2 separate regions of the Homo sapiens genome follow, and region 2 is linked to region 1. Evidence: read pairs that join two places in POLR2A ChIA-PET (ENCODE). Cell type or tissue: A673. All regions are shown on one strand. Links, peaks and the distances in the headings refer to the core of each region. The heading gives the core; the rest is flanking DNA.

Region 1 (6,482 bases), core at 1,524-5,523:
GGGACAGAGCAAGACTCCATCTAAAAAATAAATAGATAAATAAATAAATAAAATATGAGGCACAAAGCAAGAGAAAGTAAAAGTCTACTTTGTTTGTTTTTCCCCATCAGGAGACTACTTTTCCCCCATTTGGAGACCTCTGCAATACTCTATGGCACCTAAAAAAGAATGCCATAAAATTTAGCTTTTGGTTATACATTGAATACTGGAAGGTGAACAATAAATCCTTGTTGAAAATATAAATGATTATTACCTCTGTCATTACCCACTTGTGACAACTGTGATTTTTGTCTCACTAACTGAATTTAAACTTCAAAGTCACAATTGCTTGTATTTCTTTTGTTTCTCTAACTGTGCCCTGAACCAGTGAAGAAGCAGAGTAGATGCTCCAAAATGCATAGCATTGATGCATTTTGAATGATGCATTTTGAGTGATGGAGGTTGAGCCTCCATCACTTCACATCCCTGCTGATGTCCAGGTATGTCTGAGCATGGTAAAAGTCAGTGGGGAAGTCAAGGTCAACATCAAAGCTACTCATACATGGACCTCAAAGCCTCCCAGGAGAAACTCCTCTGAAGGGAAGTGAACCAAGAAGATACACATAGGGCCAGGTGTGGTGGCTCACACCTGTAATCCTGGCACTTTGGGAGGCCAAGGCAGGCAGATCATCTAAGGTCAGCAGTTCAAGACCAGCCTGGTCAGTATGGTGAAACCCCAACTCTACTAAAAATACAAAAAAAAAAAAAATCAGCCAGGCGTGATGGTGCACACCTGTGGTCCCAGCTACTTGAGAGGCTGAGGCAGGAGAATCGCTTGAACCCAGGAGGCAGAGGTTGCAGTGAGCCAAGGTGGTGCCACTGCACTCCAGCCTGGGCAACAGAGCGAGACTCGTCCCAAAAAAAAAAAAAAGATACACAAGGGTCAGCAACAGGGAGAACAGACAATGCTTCCATACCAGGGAACACACATTCCCTGTGTTAGTTCAGTCCCATGAGAAGCAGATGCCAAGATGACACTAAGTGTGCAAAAGTAAAGCATATTAGGGGGAATGACTCTGAGAGAAAATAGAAGGAAGTGGGGAAACTGAGCTAGTCATCAAATAGCAATCCAGGTCTGACCCCAAGAGGAGAGAGGGCCAGGGGACAAGAAGACTGGATGGCAGCATCTTAGACTGCAATGCTAGGGAAAGTCTGACAGGGCCATCAGGAAACCTCAAGTCAAAATCTCCTGTTACAGGTGCCCTGTGTCTCCCAGGGATAAGTCAGCCCTAGTGTTCCTCTCATGCTCAGTCATCTACTGGGAGCAGCCTGTGGGAAGCCGGCCTCTGTGTAAACGTGATTGTGATTTCAGAGCACAGCAGCTGGTCCCACCCCCATTATGGTGCAGTCAGTTCTGAGAGGCGCATTCTCATAGCTTTCACACTCACATTCTGCCCATTCTACTTCCCTAGAGCCTGGCCTGGTAGGGGAGAGGGCTATGGGCAAAAACTCCATAACTCTTTACTCTTTAACAATTAACCTCAACAGCATGTAGCACTGAAAGGGAGAGAGAGTTTCTCCCTGAAAGTGTCATGTCGCAGACCTCAGCATATCCACGGAACCAGTGGTGTAATGTCCTTCAATAGAAGTGTCACGGAGCCTGGCAGAAGCAGCAAGACTGTCCAATAATCACTTACCTGCCGTTTATATTAATCTCTGCAGGCCTCAGCAGCAGACAGCAGCAGAGAAGTGCCAGAGCTCAAGAGCAAGAAAATGACAGACCGTATGTGATACCTGACAGTACTTGTTCATGAGCACACGTGAGCCACCCCCAAAGTTGCTGGAAATAATCAGGAGGAACATCATAGTGGTATGCAGTCTTGCATAACAGGTGGGAAAAAGAGCCAAAAAAAATATGTGTTACTCCTATTTATAATAACCCATCTTAAGTCCTGGATTGGTGAGGTGACGCCTGTTAGCATCATTTGACTTGGAACCAATTAAACTCCTCTTCTCTGGAACAAGTATATTTCTGTTCTATAATAAGATTCTGTAAACAAATGGCTTTCTCTCAGCACATTAAACATAGTTACCAGGGGGAAAAAAGAAAAGAAGCAGCCAAAAATATGTTTACTACTGGGCTAATACCATCTGCCCTCAGAACACTTCCAGATTTCAGATTGGCTTTGTTATTTTTTGGACGGGGAAATAAGAATTCAGCAGTCTGTTGATGTGCTGTTACTGAACTGTCCAGGGAGATTCTAGCCAGACACGCCCACTTGAAATATGCTGTTCCTTTGTGAATCTGATCAAGGGTATTTTCACTGAATCTCTTCTGGGAATCTGTCAGTCAGAATAACACAATTGCAGTTACAGCAAGAATAATAAGGATTAGATAAAATTGCTTGTTGTTCTCTGTGAAGAAGTTCATTTGGCTTTAGCTTTTGGCTATTAAAGCAGAGAGAACAGAGTCCTGAAGAATCATGAAAATCTATCTCTGCTCTCTGTATGAGTAATGAGAAAACTGAACTCCCTGTTTGGAGCAATGTGGAAGAAGATTAGCTGGATGCAAGCTCCAGGCTAGGTTTTCTTTTGGATTAGGGATGTGCTATCTCAGAAGGCAATCAGGCACATGTTCGACAGGCTGGGGAGTAACCTAACCTTTTACACTTTTACAGTGAGAGAGAATGTGGAGTTGCCAGGGGCTAGTGTTCTCGGAATTTGGGCAGCTTATCTTGGAGAAGTGGTTCAGGGCTACTGTATGTAGCTTGCATTTCACTGGTTCTTACCCCATTTGGCAGTGTAGAACAGAAAACCAAATATACACATCCCTCAGGCCACCACTATATCTGTGTCATCACGGGGGTATACCTCTTGTACAACAAAAGTCCAATCAAGTCAGACACGATGGTGTGTGCCTGTAATCTCAGCTATTCCGAAGGCTGAGGCAGGAGGGTCTCTTGAGCCCAGGAGTTCAAGGCCAGCCTGAGCAACATAGCAAAACCCTATCTCTTAAAAAAAAAAAAAAAAAAGTCAAGGGCTGGGCACGGTGGCTCATGCCTGTAATCCCAGCACTTTGGGAGGCCAAGGCAGGTGGATCATCTGACGTCAGTAGCTCGAGACCAGCCTGGCCAACATGGTGAAACCTTGTCCCTACTAAAAATACAAGAAATTAGCTGGGCGTTGTGGTGGACACCTGTAATCCCAGCTACTTGGCAGGCTGAGGCAGGAGAATCGCTTGAACCTGGGAGGCAGAGGTTGCAGTGAGCTGAGATCATGCCATTGCACTCCAGCCTGGGCAAAAAGAGTGAAACTCCATCTCCAAAAAAAAAAAGAAAAAGAAAAGAAAAGAAAAATCCAATCAGCAAACACTTTCTTCCCTTCCTCCTATTCTATTCCTTTTTTAATTAGATGTTGACAGCATTCATCAGGCATTTACAGTCAACCCTTTAGTCCTACCACACCGGCTGAGAACCAACACATACACCAGACATTCATCCCTGCCACTTCCTCTATGGACAATCACATCTGCCAAGCACCACCACTGCTTGCCTTGGGCATTGTCCACTACTACAAGGAAGGAGCCCTTTCTCTGCAGCCATCTATGCTGGATCCCAAAGCTTTTAACCACTGGAGGTACGAAAGTACACTTACTTCTGGAGCAAAATTGGGGTAGGTGTGGAGAAGTGTGTCTCTTTCTGTGTGTTACAACCTGTTGAGGAATACTGTATTAGTCAGGGTTCTCCAGAGAGAGAACCAGTAGGATATATTCAGACATCTAAGAGGATATTTATTATGGGAATTGGCTCACATGATTATGGAGCCTAAGACCCACAGTATGTCATCTGCAAGCTGGAGAACCAGAAAAGCCAGTGGTATAATTCAGTCTGAGTCTGAAGGTCTGAGAACCAGGAGAACCAAGGGTGTAAGTCCCAGAGTTCAAAGGCCCAAGAACCAGGAGCACCAATGTCCAAGGGCAGGAGAAGATGGGGGTTCCAGACCAAGAAAAGAGAGAATTTACTCTTCCTCTGCCTTTTTGTTCTATTTGGGTCCTCAATGAATTGGATGCTGCCCACCCACACTGGTGAGAGCAGTCTTCTTAGTCCCTGATTAAATGCTAATCTCTTCCAGAAACACCCTCACAGGCATACCCATAAATGATGTTTAATCTGGGCACCTCTTGGCCCAGTCAAGTTGACGCATTAAATTCACCATCACAAGTACTAAAGGAATACTATCTTGCTCTCACTCCAGTGTCTGCACAGACATGAGTTCATGCAGAAGTTCAGCCAGGGAATACATAGAAGTAATAGGCATCACCCTTCTTCTCTTAGTATGAATTCTCCTCAGGAGGTGCCTAAATTCCCAGAGCAAATCAACTTCCATCACACCTGCTCCATTTGCACGTGAGACATGCACTGACAAATCTTGGACTTGAGACACTCCAGAGTCTCCTTGTTTGTATATGCTTTCCTCTTAATTAGAGCATCTTTCTTTCTTCCCTCAATGGCTCCTACCCTTATTTGATGATTAACAATAGTACTTAATTCAAGGGCCACATCCCCTGATCCTCTAAGCTAGGATGGATGAACCTCTGAGATCTACCTAGCCCTAAACACTACTGATTTCACCATATAGTTAGCAATGACTTTCTTATTCATCTCCTCTCCTATGAATAGGGATTGTATCACTCACCTCTGTAGACTTAGTGCTAGCTATGTAGTGTACAATATGTAGTAGGCACTCCATAAAAGTGTTAAATAAATATATGCATAAACATAAAGTGGTTCATTAATAACTGTTCAACTCTGAAGAGTTACAGCAAATAAATGTTTTCAAAATAAAATGCTCTAATCTTTCATCAGTTTATGCTCAGAAAAGATGGAGATGTTTACAAGAGCTGTAGTAACTTGAACTACTCAGAATTTCTTGATCTAAAAATAGTACATGCTAGGCTTCCTACCACTGAGCAAGTCTGACAGCTGTTCATTAGGTTGGCACATATTAATAATATGCTTTAAAGAGATGGTTTTGTCTTCTGTTGAAGTTGAACAGCAAACTATGATTTGCTGTAGATTTTTTTGAAAAAATGTAAAAATTTACTAAAGTAAAAAATAACAAGTGTTTCTGTCACATGAAATTAACAGTTCTTAATGTCTTTGTCATATTGCTTCATGTCTTTTTAAATAAAAGCATTAAAATATTATAAATCAAGCTGAGATCTCATTGAACCACCCTTCCCATGTCTATCTTCCTTCTCACCTTCCCAGATAAAACAGCTGATATGAGTTTGGGGCATAATCCAAGTTCCTATGATTGATTCTTTTAGATCTAGCATCCAGATTACTTTAATTTGATAAGTAGGTTTCCCTCTTTCTTTTTTCTCTGAAACAGTGTGTGTAAAATAGGTACAGTTGACCCTTGAACAATAAGGGGGTGAGGAGCACCAAGCACCTGCACAGTTGAAAAATTACCTATAACTTCTGAGTTCCCCAGAACTTAAGTACTAACAGCCTTACCCATAACTGCCATACCTATACCTTACCCATAACTACCATACCCATACTTTACCCGTACTATCAGAAGCCTTACCCACAACATAAACAGTCTGTTGTATAAACAAATTAACACATATTTTGTATGTTTTATGTATTACATACTGTATTCTTATAATAAAGTAAGCTAGGAAAAAGAAAATGTATTTAAAAATCATAAGAAAGAGAAAATATATTTACTATTCATTAAGTAGAAGTGGGTCATCATAAAGGTCTTCCTCCTTTTCATCTTCACATTGAGTAGGCTGAGAAGGAGGAGGATGAAGAGAGGCTGGTCTTGCTGTCTCAGGAGTGGCAGAGGTGGAAGAAAAGTCACATACAAGTGAACATGAGTTCAAACTCATGTTCTTCAAGGATTAACTGTATTATCTATACTTTTTCTTTTGAAGGTTTGCTACAAGTAGCCCATTAAACTATGAGCCTGGTGACCTTTTTGGAGTGTCAGAGGAGATTTTTGACAACCAATTTCATGATTTTTTTATGGTTATAGGTTCTGTTTATTAGGTTTTCTATTTATTCTTGAGTCAATTCTGGCAATTTATTATATTATTAGAAAAATTTCCATTTAATTTTTTTGTAATTTTATTAATATCACTTTTCATTGTATTCTTCTAGACTTTCAATTTTTCTCTTACCTATTTTATGCTCCCTCATTTTAAAACTTTTTATAATAAAACTTCTCAACACACACAAGTAGAAGAAATAATATAATGAACCCTAAGTTTCAACAATTAATAAAATTTTGCCTATATTTTTACACTTATTCTTATTCCCCTCACTTTTCTTTTCTTTTTCTTTCTCTTTCTTTTTATCTTCCTTTCTTTCTTTCTGTCATTATTTCTTCTGGAGTATTTCTGTGGAAATCCCAGAAATAATGATCATTTCATATGCATCTTTAACTGATAACTTTTTTTAACAGAACCACGATACCATTATCATATCTAACAA
Region 2 (6,482 bases), core at 1,069-5,068, 110 kb before region 1:
TCAGGCCAATGTCCCTGTATACATTGAGAAAAATTACTACAAATCAGGGGAACAGGTTAGTAAACCCAGGATTATAATCATATTCTTTATTTTAGTTAAAAATAAATCTACAGATTTGTTTTCTTCCAATTGGGAGATTTGCAGTTTGTTTTATTAGTACTGTGATTGAGTAATGCTGGTAAAAAAGTACTTTTCTAAAAAAGTACAAAGTTCATTTTGACAAGTATATATTAAGCAAGCAGTGTGTCAGGCATTGTACCCGTCCATGGGTGTCCTAGAAAAGCATACAGTCCAGAGCAGAAGGAGACATGAAACAGATAATTTTGGAACAATATTAGCGATTTATTAGTAACACAGAGCAGGTAATTCTAATGTCTCGCTTGAAAAACACCTCTAGAGAGGAAGTCTTTGGGAAGGTTCAGCACAGAGAATGATTTTTATGTTCATCTTGATTTTTGTGAAGCAGGTGGCATTAAAGTTTATGTATGAACAAAAAGGGTGAATTTTTCTATATGTAACTAATAACTGAGTAAAGCTGAATTACACAAATAAAACGTCAATATCTGGGCCAGGCCTGGTGGTAAAGTGATCACAGTACTTTGGGAGGCCAAGGTGGGCAGATCACTTGAGGCCGGGAGTTCGAGACCAGCCTGGCCAACATGTCAAAACCCCGTCTGTACTAAAAATACAAAAATTAGCTGTGTGTGGTGGTGTATGCCTGTAATCTGAGCTACTCGGGAGGCTGAGACACAGAATTGCTTGAAACCGGGAGGCAGAGGTTGCAGTGAGCCAAGATTGTGCCACTGCACTCCACCCTGGGTGACAGGGTGAGATCCTATCTAAAAAAAAAAAAAAAAAAAGTAAATATCTGTATTTTTCAATTAATGAAACAGGTATAAACCAGGCTTACATGTAACCATATTGAAGTCAACAGGCTGATGTGTAAAAACACAGGAGAAGTGTATCATGGCCGCCTCATTGTTAGAATGCTATGCAGAAGAAGAGTGAACTTAAATTCTTCCTATCCTGAAAGGGCTCTGTATTCCATAAATGATGCTGGGATAGCATGCTAGCCATATGCAGAAGAATGGAATTGGAACCCAACCTATCACTATCTACAAAAATTAACTCAAGATGGATTAAAGATTTAAATGTAAAACCTCAAACTGTAAGAATCCAAAAAAAAAAAAAAAAAAAGAAAACCTAGGGAACATCATTCTGGATATCAGCCTTGGGAAAGAATTTATGACTAAGTCTTCAAAAGCAATTGCAACAAAAAACAAAAATTGATATGTGGGACTTAATTAAAGAGCTTCTACACAGCAAAAGAAACTATCAACAGAGTAAACAGACAACTGACAGAATGGGAGAAAATATTCACAAACTATGCATCTGACAAGGGTCTAAAACCAGGCTTAATTAAACTAAAGAACTTCTGCATGGCAAAAGAAATTATTGACAAAGTAAACAGACAACAGACAGAATGGGAGAAAATAGTCACAAACTATGCATCTGACAAGGATCTAAAACCAGCATCTATAAGGAACTTGAACAATTCAACATCCAAAAAACAAATCACCTCATTAAAAAGTGGCCAAGGCTGGGTGTGGTGGCTCATGTCTGGATTCCCAGCACTTTGGGAGGCCGAGGTGGGCGGATCACAAGGTCAGGAGATCGAGACCATCCTGGCTAACACGGTGAAACCTCATCTCTACTAAAAATATTTTTTAAAAAATTAGCCGGTCGTGGTGGCAGGTGCCTGTAGTCCCAGCTACTCTGGAGGCTGAAGCAGGAGAATGGCGTGAACCTGGGAGGTGGAGCTTGCAGTGAGCATAGATCAAGCCACTGCACTCCATCTTGGGCAACAGAGCCAGACTCCATCTCAAAAAAAAAAAAAAAAAAAAAAAAGTGGGCAAAAGACACGAACAGACACTTCTCAATAGAAGACATACAAGCAGCCAACAAACATGAAGAAAATGCAAATCAAAACCACAATGAGATACCATCTCACATTAGCAAGAATGGCTATTATTAAGAAGTCCAAAAACAGCAGATGCTGGCAAGGCTGGGAGAAAAGGGAATGTTATACACTGCTGGTGGGAATGTAAATTAGTTCAGCCACTATGGAAAGCAGTTTGGCAATATCTCAAAGACCTTAAAACGATCTACCATTTGACCCAGCAATCCCACTGTTGGGTATATATCCAAAAGAAAATAAATCATTCGACAAAAAGACAAATGCATATGTTCGTCACAGCATATGTTCACAATAACAAAGACATGGGATCAACCAAGGTGCCCATTAACAGTGAACTGGATAAAGAATATGTGTTATGTATACCATAGAATACTACACAGCCATAAAATGGAATAAAATCATGTCCTTTGAAGCAACATGGATACAGCTGGATGCCATTATCCTAAGAAAATTAACACGGAAAACAAAATACCAGATGTTCTCACTTATAGGTGGGAGCTAAACATTGGGTACTTATGGACATAAAGATGGCAACAATAGACACTGGTGACTACTAGAGTTGGGAGGGAGGAGGGGAGCAAAGGTTGAAAAACTAACTATTGGATACTATGCTCACTACCTGGGTGACAGGATCGATTGTACCTAAACCTCAGCATCACGCAACATACGCATATAACAAACCTGCAAATATACTCCCTGAATTTAAAATAAAAGTTGAAATTATCTTGAAAAAATTCTCCCCATGCTTAGGTCCTGCTGAACCACTTGGGAAATGCTGGTTTGGCTATAGCAGAGGCTTAGTAGAATGAAATAGATGAGCTCAGTACCACTCATGGAAAAATAATTCAAAGGGCATTTCTTATCAATAGTGGCTCAGAACATCACACACACAGCTATGATTTGCTAAACACAGATTGTCTAATTAACAGCAAATAGAACATTAACAAGTGGGTCTCCTTTAAAACAAAGCTACTTGACTTTAAAAAGAAACAGTAATTTTTCATTTTCTATATAAAACATTTAGCATAGTTATTTAATGAATATTCTGTGAATAATGAGTTAAATAGCATTTGCACAGGCTTCTTCTGCCACCCAAAGCCATTTTTGGTGTTTCCTGTTTGGGGGACAGATAATGAGATCTAATTGTTATCTTTGTTTCCTGTTTGGGGGACAGACAATTAGAACTAATGGTTATTTTCCTTCCCTTCACTTTTCCCATTCAATCAGCAAGTCCAGTTGATTCTACCTTCTAAATATTTTTTACTTCTGTTCAGTTCTCTCCCTCCCCACAGTCATCATCCCAGTTCAGGTCACACCAACTTGCGAGAATTTATTTTAACAGTCTCTTAAGTGATTCTTCACTTGACAAAATGATCTTTTACTTTAGAGGAGAACATAATAAGAATGACAAAATTATAATACTAATAATAAATACTACTCACTGAATGTATATTAAATACCTGTAACTATGCTGAGTGCCTTACATGCTTTGGTTCTTTTAATCCTTAGAACAATCCTACAAGCTAATTTAATTACTTACCCCATTTAATCCTAGAGAGGTCAAGCAACTTGTCTAAAGCTGCCACTTGGCTAGTGGTAGATCCTAGACAAGAACTTTGTCTCCAAAACTTGTGCTCTCAACCACCATGCACACTCCCTGCCATATCTGCCAAATTTTCTCTTAATAGGAAGGCTCTTTTACTGTATTAAACTATGCTGCGTTACTCAGCACAATATTGGACACATAAACATTCAAGAAGTTTTTACAAGGGATAAATTCAAGAACTATTATGTAAAGAACGGGGAGTTAAAGTATTATTTCACTTATCTCACATCATTATGAAATAAAATTTTTTTCAGGTAAGCCAATTTTATAGTTAACTGAAATCAAACCACTTAACAGTACAGAATTGTTAAAAATTTAGATAAACTATTTCTAAAATGCAATCCATTCTTTACTACCTTAGTTGCATGAGAGTTCTTTTTCAATCATATCCTAATGACAAAGAGCTTTTGTTATGAACAAGTGTCATATATGCTACTTATTTAGTAATTCCTTCTGAACTATGGTTTTAATTACCATCTACATGCTGAGGAAGCCCAAATCTTTGTTTCCAACCTGTGTTGTCTTCCTGACCTTCAGATCCATGAATCTTTACCACTTGGTCCTGAAAACTAAAAATGTTCCAAAGACCTTTTTATACCCAGATCCCCAAATATGCTTCTCCAAAATATCATATCTTAATGAATAATTCCTCTGTCTATCCAGTTGCTGGCCACAAACATGGACATAATGTTCAACTCCCCCTTTTCCTTTGCCAACCACTGCCGCAGTCAATCAATTAACAAAGGTCCTATTGAATCTACCTTCTAACTATCTCTCATATCTTTCACACCTCTGTCTGTCCATTGCCTTATCCTGCCATTAATATCTTTGCCTGGGTTATTGCAACAAGTCTGTAGATGGTATCCTATATCTATAATTTTAGGTATAGGATTTATTCCTCATATTACAATTTATTCTTCATATTACAATCAGAGTATTTTGTTTTGTTTTGTTTTGAGACGGAGTCTCTGTTGCCCAGGCTGGAGTGCAATGGTGCAATCTTGGCTCACTGCAACTTCCACCTCCCGGGTTCAAGCAATTCTCCTGCCTCAGCCTCCTGAGTAACTGGGGCTACAGGCACACACCACCACACCCGGCTAATTTTTGTATTTTTAGTACAGACAGGGTTTCACCATGTTGGCCAGGATGGTCTCGATCTCCTGACCTCGTGATCCACCCGCCTCGGCCTCCCAAAGTGCTGGGATTACAGGCATAAGCCACCATGCCCGGCCCAGAGTGTATTTTTTAAACTAGAGATCTGATCATGTCACATCTCAGCTGGAAAGCTTTCAATAGCTCCTTATTGCTCTTCAGATAAGGTTCAAACTTCAACATTACTTACTAAGCCTGCTTGATCTGACCCTTACTTGCTTTTCCTTATCTTGCCATCACTATTTTTCCCATCCCTCTCACTGAGCACCACACTAAGTCATGTTGGAACTTTATCTCTTATACATATTCTGCACTCTTTTGCCTTTAGAGCTTTGCATGTGCTATCTGGAGAACCCCCAACCCCTACATCTAGGCTAAGCATCTCTCCTACTCACTGCCACAGCACCTATTTCCACTTGTAATACTGTATTTAAGTCCCTGTTTGTTTCTCTGTATCATCTTCTCTCCTCTCCTCCCCAAAGACTGTTGCATCTACAGGGTAGAGCTATGCCCCTTTTGTTTACCCTATAGTATCCCTAGTGCCTCACTATGTCTAGAGCGTAGCAGGCATTAACATATTTTATAAACTATTTTGAAAACAGTTTTAGATTTACAGAAAAGCTACAAAGATAGTACAGAGGGTTCCCTTATACTTTCCCCTGTTGTCAGCATCTTTTTTTTTTTTTTTTTTTTTTTTTGAGACGTAGTCTCACTCTGTCACCAGGCTGGAGTGCAGTGGCGTGATCTCGGCTCACTGCAACCTCTGCCTCCCGGGTTCAAGCGATTCTCCTGCCTCAGCCTCCCAAGTAGCTGGGATTACAGGCACGCGCTGCCACACCCAGCTAATTTTGTATTTTTAGTAGAGACGGGGTTTCACCATGTTGGCCAGGATGGTCTCGATCTCCTCACCTCGTGATCCACCCACCTCGGCCTCCCAAAGTGCTGGGATTACAGGCGTGAGCCACCACACCCAGCCTGTTGTCAGCATCTTACGTTAATATTATACATTTGTCACAACTAATGGACCAATACTGATACCTTATTATTAACTAAAGTCCTTGCTTCATTCAATTTTTCTTAGTTTTTACCTAATGTCCTTTTTTCTATTCCAGGATCCAATCAGGATAATACATTACGTGTAATAGTCATAGCTCCTTTGGCTTGCACCTCTTGGCTGTGATAGTTTCTTAGACTTTCCTTGTTTTTTAAGCTTTTCAGAGTTTTGAGGGGTACTGATTAGATATTTTGTGGCATGCCCTTGAATTGGGGTTTGTCGAATGTTCTCATGATTAGACTGGGGTTATATGTTTGGGGGAGTAAAGTGCCATTTTCATCATATCAGGTCAAGGTTACATGCTATCAACATGACTTATCACTGGTGATCTTAGCCTTGATCACCTGGCTGAGGCAGTGTTTGTCAGGTTTTTCCTTTTTTTTTTTTTTTTTTTTTTTTTTTTGAGACAGAGTCTCACTTTGTTGCCCAGGCTGGAGTGCAGTGGTGCCATCTTGCCTCACTGCAACCTCTGCCTCCCAGGTTCAAGCAATTCTCCTGCCTCAGCCTCCCAAGTAGCTGGGATTACAGGTGCCCACCACCACACCTGGCTAATTTTTGTATTTTTAGTAGAGATGGGGTTTTGCCATGTTGGCCAGGCTGGTCTCAAACTGCTGGCCTCAAGTGATCTGCCTGCCTCCACCTTCCAAAGTGCTGAGATTACAGGTGTGAGCCACTGTGCCCAGCCCTACTGT

What was found. Peaks named below come from ENCODE experiments on the same cell type or tissue, not always from the same donor. Only the 100,000 strongest peaks of a DNase experiment are listed, where the experiment ranks them.
Region 2: POLR2A ChIA-PET joins it to region 1 with 9 read pairs; 2 of 35 experiments call an interaction of 5 or more read pairs at or near these places.

Annotation. Positions count from the first base shown.
Region 1 is chr11:107,717,940-107,724,421 of GRCh38, forward strand. No RefSeq gene overlaps it. Among named protein-coding and RNA genes, the nearest start is that of SLN, 9.1 kb to the left of the region's middle. In A673, for the core only: no CTCF peak of the experiment used is centred there; no DNase peak of the experiment used is centred there; H3K27me3 peaks cover 442 bases.
Region 2 is chr11:107,609,821-107,616,302 of GRCh38, forward strand. The region is part of intron 1 of ELMOD1 (ELMO domain containing 1); the gene reads left to right. Among named protein-coding and RNA genes, the nearest start is that of ELMOD1, 22 kb to the left of the region's middle. In A673, for the core only: no CTCF peak of the experiment used is centred there; a DNase peak (open chromatin) is centred at 3,131.